2 separate regions of the Mus musculus genome follow, and region 2 is linked to region 1. The links are chromatin loops, found by intact Hi-C in ENCODE. Cell type or tissue: left cerebral cortex. All regions are shown on one strand. Links, peaks and the distances in the headings refer to the core of each region. The heading gives the core; the rest is flanking DNA.

What was found. A loop is a pair of places that touch in the nucleus more often than their neighbours do. Peaks named below come from ENCODE experiments on the same cell type or tissue, not always from the same donor. Only the 100,000 strongest peaks of a DNase experiment are listed, where the experiment ranks them.
Region 2: it touches region 1 in a loop (2.3-fold over the local background); 8 of 42 quality-filtered maps call a loop at or near these places.

Annotation. Positions count from the first base shown.
Region 1 is chr1:59,761,870-59,764,773 of GRCm38, reverse strand. It overlaps Bmpr2 (bone morphogenetic protein receptor, type II (serine/threonine kinase)), which reads right to left and starts at 495. Exons shown (of 13, transcript NM_007561.4): 1 at 46-495. The coding sequence starts at 121. In left cerebral cortex, for the core only: a CTCF peak has its summit at 1,272; DNase peaks (open chromatin) are centred at 1,350, 1,418, 1,834, 2,305 and 1 more place; H3K4me3 peaks cover 2,416 bases; H3K27ac peaks cover 2,259 bases.
Region 2 is chr1:59,825,497-59,828,400 of GRCm38, reverse strand. The region is part of intron 3 of Bmpr2 (bone morphogenetic protein receptor, type II (serine/threonine kinase)); the gene reads right to left. Among named protein-coding and RNA genes, the nearest start is that of Bmpr2, 63 kb to the right of the region's middle. In left cerebral cortex, for the core only: no CTCF peak of the experiment used is centred there; a DNase peak (open chromatin) is centred at 1,629.

The DNA of each region.
Region 1 (2,904 bases), core at 217-2,716:
ACCCACTGGAGTAGGAGCTGGGACATACCACCTAGGGCTACTCACCAGCCGTAGTGCTGACCAGCAGGACGGCCCATAGCAGCCAGGGCACCCGAAAGGGCCGATGCAGCGAGGAAGTCATCCCTGGGCCAGCAAAGAAGCAGGAGGGCAAAGAAAAGAAATCTGGAAAGTAAATTCGGGCGGAGAAATCCGGCTAGGAGGCTGCTCTTCGTCTGATTTATCCTGCCCGGATTACAATGCAGTTTGAAAGGACAAATGGCAGATGCGAGGACCTAGCTAGTAGAGCTCTCATTCCACTGCAGAATTTCCCTTCATTTCGCTCCCTCGTGGCTGGGGGGCTTCATTCGCCTAGGACGGGGTGTCTCGGCTCCCCAAATTGAAGGCATGTCCATGGGGAAGACGCAGGGAGCCCAGAAGAAACCCCTGCAATTATTTCCCTCGTAGTTTCACGATATCAAAAAAATACCCAGATCTGGGAGAAAACATATCCAGAGTGCCGGGGGGGGGGGGGGGGGGAGGGCGGGGACTCGATGGGAGCACTGAGGATCAGAACAAGTTCCCGACCGCCGGGAAGGGCGAAGCGGGGCAGGCAGCGGCGCCCGGCCGCCGGAGTAGCATCGCTCCGTACTCCGAGGACAGTGGGGTTCCTTTTAAAGTTTCGCTTCGTTGCTTCCTTCACTCGGATTTCGACATCAACAAATCCTTCCCACCGACTGGGTCGAAAAAGGTGCCTGCTTCCATGGGCGAGTCCACAGCTTCCTCGGAACAATCGCGCGAGGGTCGCTCAGGCCGGGCCTCGGGGCGCGGGGGAGGGGAGGGTCGCGGCGACGCGGCGAGCCCGGGCGAGCGACACGCGGGGAGGTGCGGGGCTGGCCCTTCGAGGGCGCTCCGCCCGCGGCCTCGCTCTCGGCTACTCCAGCCCCTCGCTCTTGCCTGAAGTAAATTCCACCATGAAAACCGGGTCTCCTCCCGTCGATGGCTTGCGGGAGCGAATCACAGCCCCTCTGGAGAAAGCCGCCGCCGCCGCCGCCGCCTCGTTCTCCGCAGCTCTGGGCTCCGGGCGGAGCTCGGGCGTCGCGGGCCGAGGGCGGGGGGCGGCGGGAAGACGGACGTAGGTGGCCGAGGAAGGGGGTGGGCAGCTGAGCTTGCGAAACACCCCGAGCCCCTCCGGGAAGCACCTCCAGCGGTTCCAAGCAGACCAGACACAAAGGGGGGAGTCGCCGCAGCTGCCAGTCTGAGGCGCTCCCGGTCACCGGAGTCGCCCCGCCCCCGCCGCCGCCTCCTCTCAGTCTCCGGCTCTCCAGCCGACCCCTGTCTGTCTCGGGCCTGTGGTGCAGCGCGGGCGGCGGCGGCGGCGGCGGCGGCGGCGCCACTGAGCCGCACTGCGCCTGCGCGCCCGCGGCCCCGCCCGGCCCCGCCCCTCACTCCCAGGCTTGCTGGAGAGTGAGGCCCTCGCGCGGCGTCTCTCGCCTGGGCGCCCAGTGCAGGGAAGGGTTGTCGTGGGCTGCGGGTGGGCAGCCTAGGTCCCTTTCCTCACACAGGCGAACGCTCCGCACGTGGACGCCGTGCGATCTGTTCAAGCGTGTAAGGGAGGGCGGCCACAATCTTTTGTTTAACGTAGGTTAAAGGCTACCCGGGAAGGTGGGCGAGAAGCCTCGAAGGCACGCCGTCGTTGTTGGTGGCGGCGGGCGCATCCTCCTCGGTTTCCCTGAGAATCCCGACCGAGCCGCCTTTCCCAGGAGCCGAGACCCGGGCCTCGTCGGGTCCCCCTCCCGTCGCGGCCCAAACAAAAGCCTCCTGCCTCAGTCATGAAGACCGCGAAGCTGACGTGTGTGCGCTAGTCTGGGTCGGGCTTTCCTCGAACAGCCATCCCCGGGGCCCTCTTGGATGACAAGGCTGCTGAGCAATTGCGAGCACGCGAGACCGGAGAGAAAACTTAAGATCGCACACGCCGGCCTGCTGTGCGTGCGCGTCTCCTGCTCCGCCCGCACCTCTCCTGGGGAGGGTTTTATTCACAAAGGCCCGAGGGTCTTTGCAGGGCCTGTTAAAGGAGAACTGCGACGCAGTGTAGTTGCTTCTAGGTATGGAGTGTGGTCCTAGCTCCTCACTCATCGAATAGAGACAGTCCCGCCAGCACTGCAGTTTCCTAACCACTTTAAACCTCTTTAAAAAAAAAATCTCAATTTGGCTTGATTCAGGCAACCAGGATAGGGAAGGGATCCCCTACAGGGTCAGCCGACTTGGGTGGGATTTTTGCTAGGGGAGAGGGGAGAAGATGACGTGCTTGGCGCCATGATCGGAAGTCTGGGTTTAATTCTTTAACTGCGAGGTGGAAAATTTGCGTGGGAGGGCGATCTTAAGAGGTGAAGTCTAGCCCTCCCTTCTTCTAGTAGGCAGAAAGGTTGTTCTGAAGGCTGGTTTTGCCGGTCTTTCATTGTGGCTAAGGGCAGTTCCAGGATACCTTCATAAACACACTCCTCAAGCCTTACTGTTCGCTTGCTTATTCAAGCCTCCTTTTATCTCTGTATCTGAACGTGATGTTAATAAATCACATTCCTTAAACTGGTTTCTGTTATCATAGTAAATATCTGCTATAATTAAGAGTTGTAATATCTGCCCAGGGCCCTTTTTTAGCTGAAATACTTTTATACTGTTTATCCTTCAGGCAGATATATATGTGTGTGTGTGTGTGTGTGTGTGTGTGTATATATATATATATATATACATATACATATATACATATACATATATATATATATAATACATTTTGAAAAATAAGGAGCATATGCATTAACTCTTTAGCTTGAATACCATATTTTGTTTTGCCTAAAAGGCCTAAAAGGCCTAAAATAAGGATCTGGTATTGTTTTCACATTTAGCTTTCAAGACATGAGATCTAGTTGT
Region 2 (2,904 bases), core at 101-2,600, 64 kb before region 1:
CAGTGTGGTTTATTTCCAATGATATAAAACACTGAAAAACTGCAAAACTATATGCAGATACATTGATACCATCAGCACTTGACATCTTCTTGCTTACATGACATTTTACTGAGCGTTGCTATGGTTTGAATTTGACCTTAATATCCACCTCAAAGATGGGACCTTTAACGGGTTGCCAAGTCTGAGAATGTCACCCTTAGGAATGGGTTAATACAGTTTAGGGATTTGTCTCCTATGAAAAGGATGCATGTGACCCTTCCACTCTCACTCATATGCTTTCTTGCGTTCTTTCATTTTCTACCATAGGACAGACTTATTTTCAAATTTCCATACTGTCAGCCAAACACATTTCTGTTGGTTATAATTCCAAGCCTCAAAAATTTTCATATAGCAGCACAAACCTGAAGAGTAAAAACCTATTTTCACTACCTTTCCTTGTGTCTCAATGTCTCCACCATAGAGTGGACCAGGTTATCCATGGCTCAGAATCAGAAAATGGTTTGTGTACATGTAAAAATCAATGTATTTTTATTATTATTTGCTAAAATAGGAGCTTCAAAGAAGTGATAAATGACAGCTTATTGCTGAGCCATCTTCCCTTTAAGTAAACTGCTGAGACTGTGACTGCTCTAAGTGGGGCTTACTGGGCCATCCAAGTAGAAGCACAGAAGACAATGGTGCTGAGGGTGATTTGAGCCATGGGGAACCAGTTCAAGAGGTGTCAGAGCAATGTAATAGTGTGTGGCCAAGAGACCAATCTTGTGATATTTTGGCAAAGAATGTGGCTACTTTCTCCCCTGTCCAAAAAAAATCTGCCTGAGGTTAAACTGAATAGTTATGGATTAAGAGCTTTGGCAGAAAAAAATCTCCAGACAACCTAGTATTGACTGTGTGGCCCTGCTTATGGAGATCTATAATTAAGAGGAGCAAGCTAAGCAAGGAAAAATATATAAAATACACAGTTTGAGGAGAAAAGGGGCACCAGGAAGTAGAATGGAGCTAAGTCCTGTGTTCAAGGAGATGACCACATTAAAGAAAAGTCTGATGCTAAGTGGAATAAAGGGAGTGATGACTTCAGGGCAAGATCCCACCCAGCTAAGCTTCCAACCTGTGAAAAGGAACTAAAGGGAAGCTTAGGGTCAGGTGTGGTGTTGCACACCTTTAGTCCCAGCACTCAAATTGGGAGAGGCATGGGAAATTTCAGAGTTCAAGGCCAACCTGGTCTATGGAGGGAGCTCCAGAACAACCAGGTTTAGGCAGTGAAGGAAATCATCAAAATCAGAAAGTGGTGAAAATGTATTTGAAGAAGGGGGTCATGTTCCAGCCCCAGGAAGCAGCAGAACTTGGTGGCTTTGGTCACATTGTTCTGGCTTTAGAGTCAAGGATTGAACAAAGGTTATGAAATATCCCTCCACAACTAAGGACAGGCACTAAGGCCAGGTGTGTGGCAGAGATGTCCCTACACGGAGGCCAAAGAAAGCCACTTGGTGAAGCTGTGAAGGTAAAGCCTGGATTGCTTTGGAAACCCCAAGATGTTGAAGATGCCAGAAGCTTGGGATACCTGCCAAGGAAAGCTAACAGGGAATGGAACCAGCCCAAGAGAAAAGAGGTGTGCTGCAGGCAGCAAAGCTGAAGAGCACTGTGGCATCAGACATGGGGATTCGGAGTCTGGAGTCTGCCTGGCTGGCTTCAGTCCTGCTCCAGACGCTCCTCCTCCTCACTGTGCTCCGGTTCCTCCCTGTCAGAATGGTGACGCACACCTTGCGCCACAGTACGGTGGAGTATGCAATCTGCTTCTTCGTTCTGATTTTACAGGGGTTACACTTAAGAGATTGCTCTTGGTCTCTGAAGAGACTTTGTACTTTTAAACAGTGCTAATACTGTGATAACTATGGGGTCTTTGAAGTTGAAAACAATGAATTTTGCATTACAATATGCCTAAAAACCTATGGGGGCCAGGGAGTGGAATGTGTAGCTGGACTTATTTTTGTGGGTTCTTCTTTCTTCCATCCTTCTCTACCCCTTTCTTCTACCCTTTCAAACGCCTAACAGTAGACAAGACGGGAAAGGGGGCTACATTATCGGTAGACTACTTCCTGCTGGCTAAGAACATCAAGTTCCTTGAGGCAAGTTTGATCTTTGCCATCAGGATATCTAATTTCTTCTTATTTCTTCTTTGCACAGAACTACTTAACAAACTGCAACTAATCAACAACAACCCTGCCTCTCAGGGCCTTAGCATTCATATACCTTCTTTAGAGTATATTCCCCAGAATTCCAAACGTCACACACTCACAGAAACTATATGCAGCTGGCAAAATCACTCTAGAGCACACGGCAAATCAGAGTCAGCTGCTGTGGACAATTTGAAACAGCCCCATATCCCACACCTGGGATTAAAACAAAAAGACATACTTATAATATTTTTGTGTTTTTAAAGAAAGCAAAATTCTCACTACAAGAATGCCAAGAGATCCCATTATAGATGGTTGTAAACAGCCACTTGGTTGCTGGGAATTGAACTCAGAACTTCTAGAAAAACAGTCAGTGTTCTTAACTGCTGAGATATCTCTCCAGGCCTATTCCTAATTATTTCAAAATAATTATTGTCCTAAAATATGCACATAATTTTTTGTTCTTTCTTCTTTTAATAAGTATAAAAATATGTCTTGTTTTGGCTCTTAAACTAACAAGCATCTTGATCCATCCTTATTTCCCATTTTCTATTTCATGCCCTTAGGGAGAAACACTAAAACTGAGGTCATAGACTACTTGTGGCCCCATGCCAGTACTGGCTTCCTGACTGTAAGCTTTCTTTCCTAGCTTGGTGTGAAGATGAAGACATTTGTTGCCAGATATTATAATTTCTAATATTAACAACACAGAATAAAATTATAATGTTAT